4 separate regions of the Homo sapiens genome follow, and regions 1, 2 and 4 are each linked to region 3. A link is a contact called in ENCODE Hi-C or POLR2A ChIA-PET data. All regions are on one chromosome and are shown on one strand. Each heading gives the region's core, a stretch centred on a gene start or an enhancer-like site at or near the end of the contact. The rest is flanking DNA. Distances are from core to core; before and after follow the strand shown. Region 1 holds the start of PPT2 (palmitoyl-protein thioesterase 2). Region 2 holds the start of MDC1 (mediator of DNA damage checkpoint 1). Region 3 holds the start of DDX39B-AS1 (DDX39B antisense RNA 1). Region 4 holds the start of PPP1R18 (protein phosphatase 1 regulatory subunit 18).

Region 1 (2,873 bases), core at 300-2,799, 610 kb before region 3:
CCCTGTAAGCAGAACACCACATTGGGCAGGCACTTAAGGACAGCAAAGCCAGCAGCACCCCCCACCCCCACCACACACACACACACACACACACACACACACACAGAGACACACACAGACACACACTGTACACAAAGGAGACTGAGGCTTACAGAAGGCAGGCACACCCTGTGCCAAAAGGTCACACATCATATAAGTGACTGAGCCCGAATTAGATGCTGGGCCTCCTGCCTCTAGTTCTAGGATGTTTTTACCTGCCCCATTAGCCCTTATGTCCAAGAACCATGGGTAACAGGAAGCAAAAGGGCAGCAGTGTAGGGAGCCTCCCTCCCATTCAAGACAGAGATGAGACCCAGGTGCTGAGGGAAGTCAGAAAGGAAGGGCTCAGGTACCAGGGTTGTGCCTGGAGCAATGTGGTTCAGAAAAAGGGACGCTAGGAAGTGTCCCTCAGATAAGGATCAAGCCTCAGATAGGGCTTAGGAGTTAGGGGCAGGGGAGTCGCCTACCCTGCGAGTAGCAGATGAGATGCACCCCTTGAGGGGCCTTTGCCATGATGGGGACCACAGCCTCTCGGAACCCTTGCACCTGTTCCCACAGGGGTCGCAAGCTCTCTCTCCCATCGAAGAGATCGAGCACTGTCACCACAGTCCCGGGGTGTGTCTGTGGGAAGGGGGCAATGCAGCCACCGGGGATAGGCTAAGAAGCTCCCACACGCCACCCCCTGGCCCGCGTCCACAGGTCTATTGTACCCTGCTAGAACCAGGGATCCCGTCCCCCAACTCTCCCCCACGCCAGCACCAGCTCCCTGAGGAACTGGGCAGGCCCAGAGGGGTGGCTTTCAGTTCCCCGCTCTCCCTCCCCTGCCACAGTAGACGCCTCTAACGCCCTGCACCCAGGTGTCCCCTGCCAGACCTCATTGATGTATTCCAGCAGGTGGCGGAAGCTGTACGAGCTGTCGAAGAGCCCATGCACCACGATGACCGGCTTGTAGGACGCGCGGTGGGGCGCGGGGGCTGCAAGCAGCAGCAGCGGCAGGAAAGGCAACAGAAGCAGGACCCACGCCGCGGGGAGCCGCTGCCCGCAGAGCCCCAGCATGCTCCCGCCTGAGAAAGGGGTGATAAGGGCATGTGAGGGAGATGGCAACACCCTCCTCCCTCGGAACAGACGCCCGGCAATCAAGCCACCTCCTCTCGCTCCCACACCAGGTCCGTGTCACAAAATAGCCTACTTTTAACTTACTCCAGCCCTCTCCCTACAAACACACCCCCCCACCACGTTGACGCACCAACGCGCACCCGAAGTCCCGCCTCCAACTCAGCGTTCGGGGGACTTGTTCTCTAGGTCCAGGATCTTCCTAATGCATCGCCTCAGCCATGAACAACGCGGAGTTCTTTAATACCCGTGAGCAGCAGCCCAGGCCCCTTGAAGAGTGCAGACTCCCACCTGGCCTGGGTCCGTAGGCCTCGCTCCACCCGCTGTTTACTTATCCCAAGTCTGGAACCCACGGTGGCGGGGGGAAGGGTGAGGAAAGAGAGCGCAGGGGAATGACGGATGGGAGGGGGAAGGGCGGGCTGCTTGGGGTCGCGCAAATCCGTCACGTCCGGGGCTTTCTCTGGCAACCGCGCGAGCGTTCCCCGCAACACAGACCCAGGACAGGAGGGGCAATGGAATATTCCATTGCGCCCTAGGTGCTGGGGAGGAAACAGGCGGAGCGATCCATTTAGGCCAGTGGGGAGAGGAAAAAGCAGCAAACATATTCTGGGAATGGAAAGAAGGCCTCTCCAGGCTTCGTTGCCCCCAGCGACCCAAAAGTCCGATTTCCCCGCCTTGATTCTCCCCACTTCCCAATACAGGCGTCTGGCTCCGCAGCAGAACACGAAGTTTGCATTCCCCAAGGGGCGGCCAGGGGGCGGACCAGGGAAAGGTAGTCCTCTGCATTTTGCCGTGTGCTGGGTGAGTGGCAGGGTGGCCTGGAGGGCTGATGCCAGCCCGGGCGTGCCCCTCAACACCCACCCCACCCCACCCTCCAGTCCGCCCCAGGTCAGCGACTTACAACTCTTCATTCTGAAGTGCGTGTAGTGCCCTTGTCTCCAGAGACGCAGAGAGTCCTCGAGGCCCCTTGAGCTAAGTGCAGCCTGGCCCAGTTTCTCCTGCCCTACTCTACTCCCCTCCCTATAAGCGACCCACCCTCAAGGGGCGGAGGGCGCGTAGGGATGCGCTGACTCATGCCCGCGTAATTTCGACCAGTCTTTCAACCTGAACGACCCCCAGAATCTGGCTGTCTGAGTTATCTGTGGGTGGCTCCCTACCGAAACCCCCAGGCGCCCCACCTCTCCGCCTGTGACCCCTAACCGACACCCTAGTGCCTCAGGGCTTTTACTTGCTAGGGCTTTTACTTAGCATTTAAAGACGTTTCTCTAGAGATAAGGATTTCTCAGCATGTCTGAGCCCCTCTCTCTGTTTACAAGGTCATTGCTTGGTCTAAATTTGTCTCAATCAAAACATTTTTGCGCTCAGAATGGTGTAGAGTGACGATGAGGTGGCGGTAAGGGGTTGAGCGCTCACGCGAACGCCTAAGTGACCAGAACGACTGGTGTGAAGCCGTGATCTGACTCTGTGGAGCCTGGGACTGGTTTCAGCGAGAGCCTCTGTACTGCTCTGTAGTCTCTGCTAGGACATGGACGAAAAGGGACGCAGCCGGGAGAGCGACTGCCCCAGGTGGGGGCTGGGGGGACGTAAGGGAAGAATAATAATTATCTGGCTGTGTTTTTGTTTAAAAAAAAAAAAAAACTGGTGTAAATCTCCATAGACTTCCTATCCTCGCTCCCTTCACCCACCCACGCGCTCCCAAGATGCAATAAGCAAATAAAAAG
Region 2 (2,924 bases), core at 224-2,723, 830 kb after region 3:
TGCAGGGCTCCAGCTCCTCGTTTGTAAAATCTGCTTATTTGACTGTTGTGCACAGAATTGAGATAACCAACAGAAAGGACTTTATGAATTATGCAAGTGTTATAGTTACCATTTTCTTCATGTCTTATTGTGAGATAAAATAGGCCGGGCGCAGTGGCTTACGCCTGTAATCCCAGCACATTGGGAGGCCCAGGCGGGAGAATCACCTGAGGTCCGGAGTTTGAGACCAGACTGACCAACATGGAGAAACCCCGTCTCTACTAAAAATACAAAATTAGCCGGGCGTGGTAGCGCATGCCTGTAATCCCAGCTACTCGGGAGGCTGAGACAGGAGAATTGCTTGAACCCAGAAGGCGGAGGTTGCGGTGAGTCGAGATCGCGCCATTGCACTCCAGCCTAGGCAACAAGAGCGAAAGTCCGTCTCAAAAAATAAAATATAGATGGCCGCATGCGGTGGTTTACGCCTGTAATCCCACCACTTTGAGAGGCCGAGGCGGGCGGATCACCTGAGGTCAGAAGTTCGAGACCAGCCTGACCAACATGGAGAAACCACGTCTCTACTAAAAATACAAAAATAAGCTGGGCGTGGTGGCGCATGCCTGTAATCCCAGCTACTTGGGAGGTTGAGGCAGGAGAATCGCTTGAACCTGGGAGGCAGAGGTTGCGGTGAGTCGAGATCGCGCCATTGCACTCCAGCCTGGGCAACAAGAGCAAAACTCCATCTCAAAAAATAGATAAATTAGTTAATTAAAAAATAAAAATAAATGATTTTATGATCCTTCCCTCGCCCCTCGAAAGGTGGGGACAGCCTTTAAGACAGAGAGCAAACCAGTTTTCTCTGTTCGACTACAGATCTTTAGGATCTTGGATTTAAGAAAATGACCTCAAAATGTCCGTCAGAGACGTATTCCCAGGAAGAAAGATATTACTTCTACTACAAACCAAATCAAAAGGAAATGAAATTCCAATGCAACAGGAGTGAACTGCCACGCCTACGGGCTGTTCTCCAAACTGCAGCCTCCAGCCACGACTGCAACGCGCAACCCACTTTCATTTCTCATGAGTCAGCGGACACCATGTCTAGGAGGACCGAGGAAAGGCGCTCTGGCCTTACCAGACACGTCGGACGTCTATGACACAGCCCCTCTATCCGTTGCCGGCAGCTGGCGCCAGACTCTCTGGTCGCGGTTTGGAACTGCGCGGGAAGTGGGTGGTGGGCGGGCAAGCGGTAGTGGGTTGTCCCTTGGAGCTGCCCAATCGACGTGCATTATTCTGTTGGCGCACGGCGGCCTTCAATTACCGTCTCATTAACTGATCTCAGCAGCCTGGGAGACACCACCTATTTGAACTCTAAGGGGGCGGGGCTTTGGGTGTGCCTCCGCTCGACTGGCTGCGGTTGTGAAAGACAGCGGCAGAAGCCAATCAGCAAATAAGCTCTTTTTCGGCACACGCAGTCGCTCCACCTGGGTCGCGACCGTTACTGGTGGCGCGCGCGGGGACTTAAAGTAGGTGAGTTCTAGGGGCCTGGCCCACGGCTCCCCGGGAGCCATCTTGGTTCCCCCAGAAGGCGGGAGGGGCGTACCTTGGGTGCGACTGGGCGGAGGTGACTTGGAAGTTCGCTTCTCGGACTGTAATACTCATCCTTACCTGGCGCCCCGCTCCGAGTTTAGGTATGAAGACACAGGGAGACGTCGGGCCACAAGGGAACCCACTGAGGTGGGGACCAAAGATGGTGGCTCTTTGAATTGGAGCCAAGCGTGGTGGGCACCCGCTGAGTTGGCCTGTCATAAAGACGGAGTTGACACTTTATCCATGGGGCATCCTACTTTCCCTACCTGTCAACAGTTTCCCTCTAGAGTGGCATATTTTCAGGTGAATTCCATTTATGCTATTTTCTTTCCATCTCATTTGTTCCTTCATCAGTAGGCTCGGTGATGAGCCTTCCCGAGGGCAGGGTCGATTTCATGTTTGGTTCACAGATGTATACCAAATACTTCAAACAGGTATACCATAACCATTGAATGAATATGATGGACCCTAGGGGAAAGACACGGTTCCCCTAATCCAGTCCTGGAGGTGGGTGAGTGTGAAGGCAGAAATGGAAAGTAATGGTTACAATATAGCGAGAGATCTTAGAGTAAGCACAAATCCATTGACCACTGTGGAACAGGCAGGATACACCAGGAACACGAGAAGGCAGGGAACACGCCAGGAAAGGGTTTGCTGAGAAAGTGACATTTGAGGCCGGGCGCGGTTGCTCACTGCTGTAATCCCAACACTTTGGGTGGCCAAGGTGGGCGGATCACCTGAGGTCAGGAGCTCGAGACCGTGGTGAAACCCCGTCTCTACTAAAAATACAAAAATTAGCCAGGCGTGATGCCGGGCGCCTGTAATCCCAGCTGCTCGGGAGGCTGAGGCAGGAGAATCGCTTGAAGCCTGGAGGCAGAGGTTGCAGTGAGCCAAGATAGCACCACTGCAGTCCAGCCTGGACGACAGAGCGAGATTCCATCTCAAAAAAAAAAAAAAGAAAGAAAGTGACATTTGAACTGAATCTTAAAGGATGGTAGAAGTTGGACCAGAAAACTAGGTGGGAAAAAGCCAAGGAATTGGGCTAAGGCATGAAGATGTGGGAAGACAAGAACAGTGTGTTCGAAGACTGGGGAAAATGTCTGGCTGAACCATAGGCTTTTGCGGGCGAGGGGTAGGCGTTACAAGATGTGAAGTTCAGATCATGGAGGGTCTCGCTAAGGAGTTTAGATTTTATTCTGTGTGCACGAAAAACCATCAAGATTTTAGAGGAGAGACATCTGAGTGATTTGGGGCAAGTCTTAACCTTATATATGCTTATGTATGTTTCAAGGAGATCTGAAAATCTTAACCCAGCTATGTTGCAGTTTCTTTATCTGAAGAAATGGAAGATAGTA
Region 3 (2,758 bases), core at 89-2,588:
GGCTTCCTCAAGGGTTGGGTTACAGGCCTGAGCCACTGCACCCTGACCACTTATCGATACTTGACATTATATTTGTGTTTATGTGTTTTCTTTCCTGTAATGTAAACACTGTGAGAACAGGGCTGTTCACCGTTGTGTCCCCAGATCCTAGGACAACATGTGGCACAAGGGAGGCAGTTGATAAATACTTTTGAATAAATTAAATGATACTTGGGAAAATACCTTCTATGACACCATTCTTGAATTAGTTACTTCATTTGTCACTGAAGACAAGCTTACTTCACCAAGAATTTGAACCAATAAGGTAACCTGCAGTGTATTTACTAACCAGATTCTTTGAGCAGGGAGGCAGAATACAATAGAGAATGAGAGATGTTTGCATCCTGGCTGTAACCTCACCAGCCGTACTGCTTGAGATATGTTGCTTTGCTTCGCTTCTGTCAATAAGATGAGAATAACGGTACCTACTCCTTAGTATTAAATGATTAAGTATGTTAACAGGGAGAGGGCCAAACGTTTGTTGTTTTATTACACAGCAGGACATCAGGTCTTACTTTTGTAGCTCCCCATCTCAAAGACGGGGATAGCAAATGTTTCATTCAGGAAAAAAATCCAGGTTGAACAATGGGGCTGTTGGGGCGGGGCCAAGAACATTCTGCTCGAATTAACAGTATTAATGGGCCGGGCGCGGTGGCTCACGCCTGTAATCCCAGCACTCTGGGAGGCCGAAGTGGGTGGATCACCTGAGGTCATACATGGGTGAAGCCCCGTCTCTACTAAAAAAACAAAAATTTGCTGGGCGTGGTGGCGGGCGCCTGTAATCCTAGCTACTCGGGAGGCTGAGGCAGGAGAATCGCTTGAACCCGGGAAGCAGCGGTTGCAGTGAGCCGAGATCAGGACATTGCACTCCCGCCTGGGCGACAGGGCGAGACTCTGTCTCAAAACAAAAACAAAAACAGTATTAATGGAATGTAGTATAACCCTCAAGCCCTACTATTAACACTTGGGGCCGAATCCAGACCCCGTCTTCCCGCTCGGATTCAGAACACCTTCCTGACTCACTGGCCCTAGGGCATCAGCTACCTCGGACAGCATCCTTTTGGGAAAATACCGCCCACCAGCCCCACGACTGGGAAAGAGTCGGGAAACACCCCCGAGCAATCCAGTTCCCTGAGACTTCCCTCCTCCCTCCCCTCAGCTAGGGCCTGCCGGTTCCTAGTGCGTGCCCAGCAGTCCTCAGGTCACCTTCACTACCGGGCCAAGGACCCCGTGGGAACTCGCAGCCTTCGCCACACTCGTTCCTCGCGCATCCATGGAGGGGTGCCTACAGAGAAGACCTGCGTGGCAAAAACCTAAACGAAGAGATGAGGGGCATGGAGAGGAGTAGGATAAGAGAATAAAGATAACAGTGGGGGGGAGACGTTAGTTTCCTTTATATCTTTTGTTACTGGCGGTAGCAGTGAAGTTAGAAACGGTTTTAAAACAAATTTCAGACAGGCATTTTCCAAAGGCAAGCCTGGAGCGCACGGATCTGTATAACCGCGGAAGGCCCTGTTTCCGGTCCCTTGCGCCTGCGCTCTTGCAGCCAAGAAGGCGGGAGGCTGGAGTAGAGGGAAGCCTGCAACCGGAAGTGAAGGCAGATTTCCCTCCTTCGTCGCTGTTGCTGCCGCCATACGCGCTCTCCCTGTTTAGGTAAGCTTTGGCCTTCGCTACAATCCGTTTCCATCTGCGCTTCTCCGCACCCATCCCGTCACATGGGTTCCTGATACCCTTTTCACAGGCGATGGTCTGGTCGCTGGGGCCTAGTTGGTTCGCTATTTCCTTAGCTTGCATCCCTTTCGAGAGCAAAGAGCTCCTGGGGGAAGGAAGGGAAGCTAAGGGGGGACCCAATCCAAGATGGTGTCCTCGGCGCCATTGTGTTCGTTTTGCTCCCTTCTTCCAATGGGTTCTTCTCATATTGGAGGCCTCAGCATCAATGAGAGGCGGCGCTCGGCGTCCCTTGGTCTTGGTATTTGCGGAGGGCGGGGCTCTTCTCACCTTCCTTGTCCTTTCTTGAGCTCTTTCTCGGCCCTCGGTGGGACTGGGAGGAGGAGCTGGTTTCTGGGCCCAGTTGGATTTTTCTCACCTTGACTTGCCCAACTTAATTTGGAGTGCCTTCCAAGTGTTTACGATACGATTGGTGTCATTGTATGTTTCTCCAAAAGGAGTCTCACCTTCGTAGCGTAACAGTGATGTGAGACCACTTGGTAAAGATCCTGTTAAAGCCTGGGCGGGGATTGCCTTTCTCTGTCACCTATTAGCTTTCTTATTGTAGGGTGGAGACATGAATTTTGTTTTTTTGTGGCCGAGCCATTTGTCTTGCACCGCCCCTCCCCCCCATGCTAATTACACAAGGCTTGCTTAAACAGCGGAAGGGAGGATACTGAGAAGTGGGAGGCTGAGAGCTATGGGAGGTGGACGGCGGCCATATGATGTTTTCTTTTCGAAAGGTGAGCGCTTTGCGCAGTGATGACCCTCATCTATCACCCTTGACTGATGGCTGCTGAGTTAGGCATCCATAACGGTGGGATTATAATAGGGAAAGCGGAGTCTTCCTTTGAGGACTTTTCAGGACTCTACTTGTCATCTCCATTTTCCACTTTACTAAGTTATTAGTCGTATTTTACCTTTTATTATCTATTCTATTTCCTCACTGTTACTTTCAGATCAAGAATTTATAAGTTGGTCTTCCCCTTCCAACTTTTCTGGTTTCCGCTAC
Region 4 (2,700 bases), core at 136-2,635, 860 kb after region 3:
GTGTCTCCCAAGCTACAGGGCTGAGTTTGGGAAAGAAAGCCAGAGGGAGCCTGGGAGCACCGAACTGGAGTCTGGGCAGCCACCACGCCCTCTGGCAACCGCTGGGGTTCGGCCACCCCCGCAGACCCGCCCCCACTTTGCCAGAGCGGCCGGGTCCCCATTCCCATTCCTTCAAATCCCCTTTTTCCCGGCAGCCGACCTGTAGACCCAAGGGAGACAGGTTGAAGCTAGAAAGAGTCGGGGCAGCAGCTCTGGTAGGGGAGGGAGCATCCAAAACCTCTGGCTTCTGAGCGCCTCTCCTGCCGCCCATCCACAAAGCCCCCCACAGCCTGGCGGCTGCCCTCGACCCCGCAAAACAAAGGACTTCAGAGGCTGGACCTACAGACCCAGATGAGAAGGCAAAAGCGTAGGGAGGAGCGGCAGGAGATGGGAAGGGCGGGCCCCGCTCGGAGCAGCTGCCGCTTCCTCCCAAAGTCCCACGAGGGGCCTGAGTCACGGGCCACCGCCCTGGGTCGGCGAGCTGGGGGAAGGGATCTGGACACCTGGCGTGTCCGGGCGGGAAGCTGGTGAGGGCCCCTGGGGACAGAGCGGAGGACCAGTGGTTGGGGCGAGAAGAGGGCAGTCCCGCAGCGAGTCCCACGCGGGGTGGGAGGGATCTAGGCCCCGCCCTCTCCTCGGCTCCGCCCTGCGCCCCCTTCCCTCTCCTCATTGTCCTTAGACAAAGCGGTCGCCGCCCCCGCCCGGCCCCCTGGTCTCTGTCTCCGTCCCTCCTCCTTTGCTGCCTCTTTCCCTCCTCCTCTCCCTCCCTCCTCCCCTCCCTCCAGTCTCCGGATCTCCCTCGGTCCCTCTCTCCTCCTCTTCCTCTCTCTGGACGCCCGGCTCCTCCGCACCCCCTCCCCCGGGGGTCCCGCGGCCTGTGAGTTGACTGAGGGGCTCAGACTTGGGGAGTGGGTGTCTCCTCGCCCCTGTCCTTGCTCCCGTCCCTGGCCCGGACCTTGGCTGTCTCCTCTTTGTGCCGAGATTGTCAGTCTGTGCGGCTACAGCGGGGTGGAGACGGCCGGCTCTGTCACGGCTTCATGAGAGCGGGGACGGGGCGCAGGACTTGCAGGCGCCGGGGAGAAGAGACATGGAGCCGGCCCTTGGCACTCTGGGGTCGCGTGGGGCAGTCGGTGGGGGAGGCAGGCGGTGGTGACAGGACAGGGTGGGGGTGGACGCCAGGGTTCTGGGAACGCGCTGGCAGCCCTGACGCCCGGGTTCCGAAAGTCTCGGGGGTGGCTATTTCCCCCGACCCGCCTCGGGGGCGGAGTGCGGGGCAGAGGGGTGGGGGCTGGGGAGAGGCGTGGCCCGAGCGGTGCTGGAAGCGGAGCCGGGACCTTTGGGGCCCGCGCTGAGACGCGCCCGGCTGCTGCCGCCGCCCTCCTTTCCCCTCTTCCCTGGTTTCCCTTCTCCTCTAGACCTGTTCGCTCTCCGCCCCTCCTTGCCTCCCCAACACCCCCTCAGGTCCCGTTGCCTCCTGGTCCTTTCAGGGATTCCTGGTCCTTCCTTCCCACACTAGCCTCCCTGGGGTATCGCTGAGGCAGCCTGGCCTGCACCCAGGTTCCCCTCACCCCTGCCACATTTCTCTCTTCTCCCTCACGCCAACTTTCCTTTTCGCCCTTCTCTCTCTTTCTCACATCCTAGAGACGGTCTTTAATACGCATTAACCCTGTGCTGCCACATCTGGCTCCTGCCCTCATTGCCTCCAATCCGGACTCTTCCTCTCACATCACCCCCACCACCCCCAACTTGGGCTCACAACTTCTCTTCACTTTTTCCATTTCCCCAGTTCTCTGCCTTCCGTCTTTCCCTCTGTCCTCATCCTTAGCCCCTCTGCCCTGCTTTGTGTCCCACCTCTCCCCCTCCACTTCCTCTCCTCCCACCCTCAGTCTCACCCCCGGGCTGTCTCACTCTCTGGAGCCTCTCCTTCCTGTTCTCTGTCCCCAGTGCTCCCTACCCTCACCTCAAGACGACCATGGCCACCATCCCAGACTGGAAGCTACAGCTGCTAGCCCGGCGCCGGCAGGAGGAGGCGTCCGTTCGAGGCCGAGAGAAAGCAGAACGGGAGCGCCTGTCCCAGATGCCAGCCTGGAAACGAGGGCTCCTGGAGCGCCGCCGGGCCAAGCTTGGGCTGTCCCCTGGGGAGCCTAGCCCTGTGCTAGGGACTGTAGAGGCTGGACCTCCAGACCCGGATGAGTCTGCGGTCCTTCTGGAGGCCATCGGGCCAGTGCACCAGAACCGATTCATCCGGCAGGAGCGGCAGCAGCAGCAGCAGCAACAACAACGGAGTGAAGAGCTGCTAGCAGAGAGAAAGCCTGGGCCTCTGGAGGCCCGGGAGCGGAGACCCAGCCCTGGGGAGATGCGGGATCAGAGCCCCAAGGGAAGAGAGTCAAGAGAAGAGAGACTAAGTCCGAGGGAGACCAGAGAGAGGAGGCTGGGGATAGGGGGAGCCCAAGAGTTGAGCCTGAGGCCTCTGGAGGCTCGGGACTGGAGGCAAAGCCCAGGAGAGGTGGGAGACAGGAGCTCCCGACTGTCAGAGGCATGGAAATGGAGGCTGAGTCCTGGAGAAACTCCAGAGCGGAGTCTGAGACTAGCAGAGTCTCGAGAGCAAAGCCCCAGGAGAAAAGAGGTGGAAAGTAGACTGAGCCCAGGGGAATCTGCCTA

What was found. A loop is a pair of places that touch in the nucleus more often than their neighbours do. ChIA-PET counts read pairs that join two places held with the same protein, here RNA polymerase II (POLR2A). Pooled maps may share reads with other maps.
Region 1: a loop to region 3 is called in a pooled map, with 4 times the contacts of the local background. The contact joins the promoter of PPT2 here to the promoter of DDX39B-AS1 in region 3. A Hi-C loop is called at or near these places in 1 of 168 maps with a recorded cell type or tissue (B cell), 1 of 37 single-sample maps with no recorded cell type and 11 of 50 pooled maps. POLR2A ChIA-PET finds 5 or more read pairs at or near these places in 2 of 52 experiments (HEK293 and activated B cell).
Region 2: a loop to region 3 is called in a pooled map, with 7 times the contacts of the local background. The contact joins the promoter of MDC1 here to the promoter of DDX39B-AS1 in region 3. A Hi-C loop is called at or near these places in 1 of 37 single-sample maps with no recorded cell type and 6 of 50 pooled maps. POLR2A ChIA-PET finds 5 or more read pairs at or near these places in 1 of 52 experiments (OCI-LY7).
Region 4: a pooled map shows a loop between it and region 3 (7-fold over the local background). The contact joins the promoter of PPP1R18 here to the promoter of DDX39B-AS1 in region 3. A Hi-C loop is called at or near these places in 1 of 37 single-sample maps with no recorded cell type and 8 of 50 pooled maps. POLR2A ChIA-PET finds 5 or more read pairs at or near these places in 2 of 52 experiments (A549 and PC-9).

What each region holds. Positions count from the first base shown.
Region 1 is chr6:32,152,817-32,155,689 of GRCh38, reverse strand. PPT2 (palmitoyl-protein thioesterase 2) reads right to left here and starts at 1,549. Exons shown (of 9, transcript NM_005155.7): 1 at 1,286-1,549; 2 at 913-1,103; 3 at 507-660; 4 at 1-2. The coding sequence starts at 1,095. It overlaps PPT2-EGFL8 (PPT2-EGFL8 readthrough (NMD candidate)), which reads right to left and starts at 1,691. Exons shown (of 16, transcript NR_037861.1): 1 at 1,286-1,691; 2 at 913-1,103; 3 at 507-660; 4 at 1-2. LOC100507547 (a long non-coding RNA gene) reads left to right here and starts at 1,325. Exons shown (of 3, transcript NR_037172.1): 1 at 1,325-1,401; 2 at 1,854-1,953; 3 at 2,518-2,873. It also overlaps a transcript of PRRT1 not described here.
Region 2 is chr6:30,715,830-30,718,753 of GRCh38, reverse strand. It overlaps MDC1 (mediator of DNA damage checkpoint 1), which reads left to right and starts at 1,473. Exons shown (of 15, transcript NM_014641.3): 1 at 1,473-1,509. RefSeq lists enhancers at 581-1,328, 2,077-2,824.
Region 3 is chr6:31,540,884-31,543,641 of GRCh38, reverse strand. DDX39B-AS1 (DDX39B antisense RNA 1) reads right to left here and starts at 1,338. Exons shown (of 2, transcript NR_133675.1): 1 at 1,246-1,338; 2 at 504-933. DDX39B (DExD-box helicase 39B) reads left to right here and starts at 1,639. Exons shown (of 11, transcript NM_004640.7): 1 at 1,639-1,692. ATP6V1G2-DDX39B (ATP6V1G2-DDX39B readthrough (NMD candidate)) reads left to right here. Exons shown (of 13, transcript NR_037853.1): 3 at 1,494-1,692. SNORD84 (small nucleolar RNA, C/D box 84) reads left to right here and starts at 2,464; the gene lies at 2,464-2,541. RefSeq lists a silencer at 982-1,897 and enhancers at 1,211-2,132, 1,010-2,209.
Region 4 is chr6:30,685,330-30,688,029 of GRCh38, reverse strand. PPP1R18 (protein phosphatase 1 regulatory subunit 18) reads left to right here and starts at 1,385. Exons shown (of 3, transcript NM_133471.4): 1 at 1,385-2,700. The coding sequence starts at 2,012.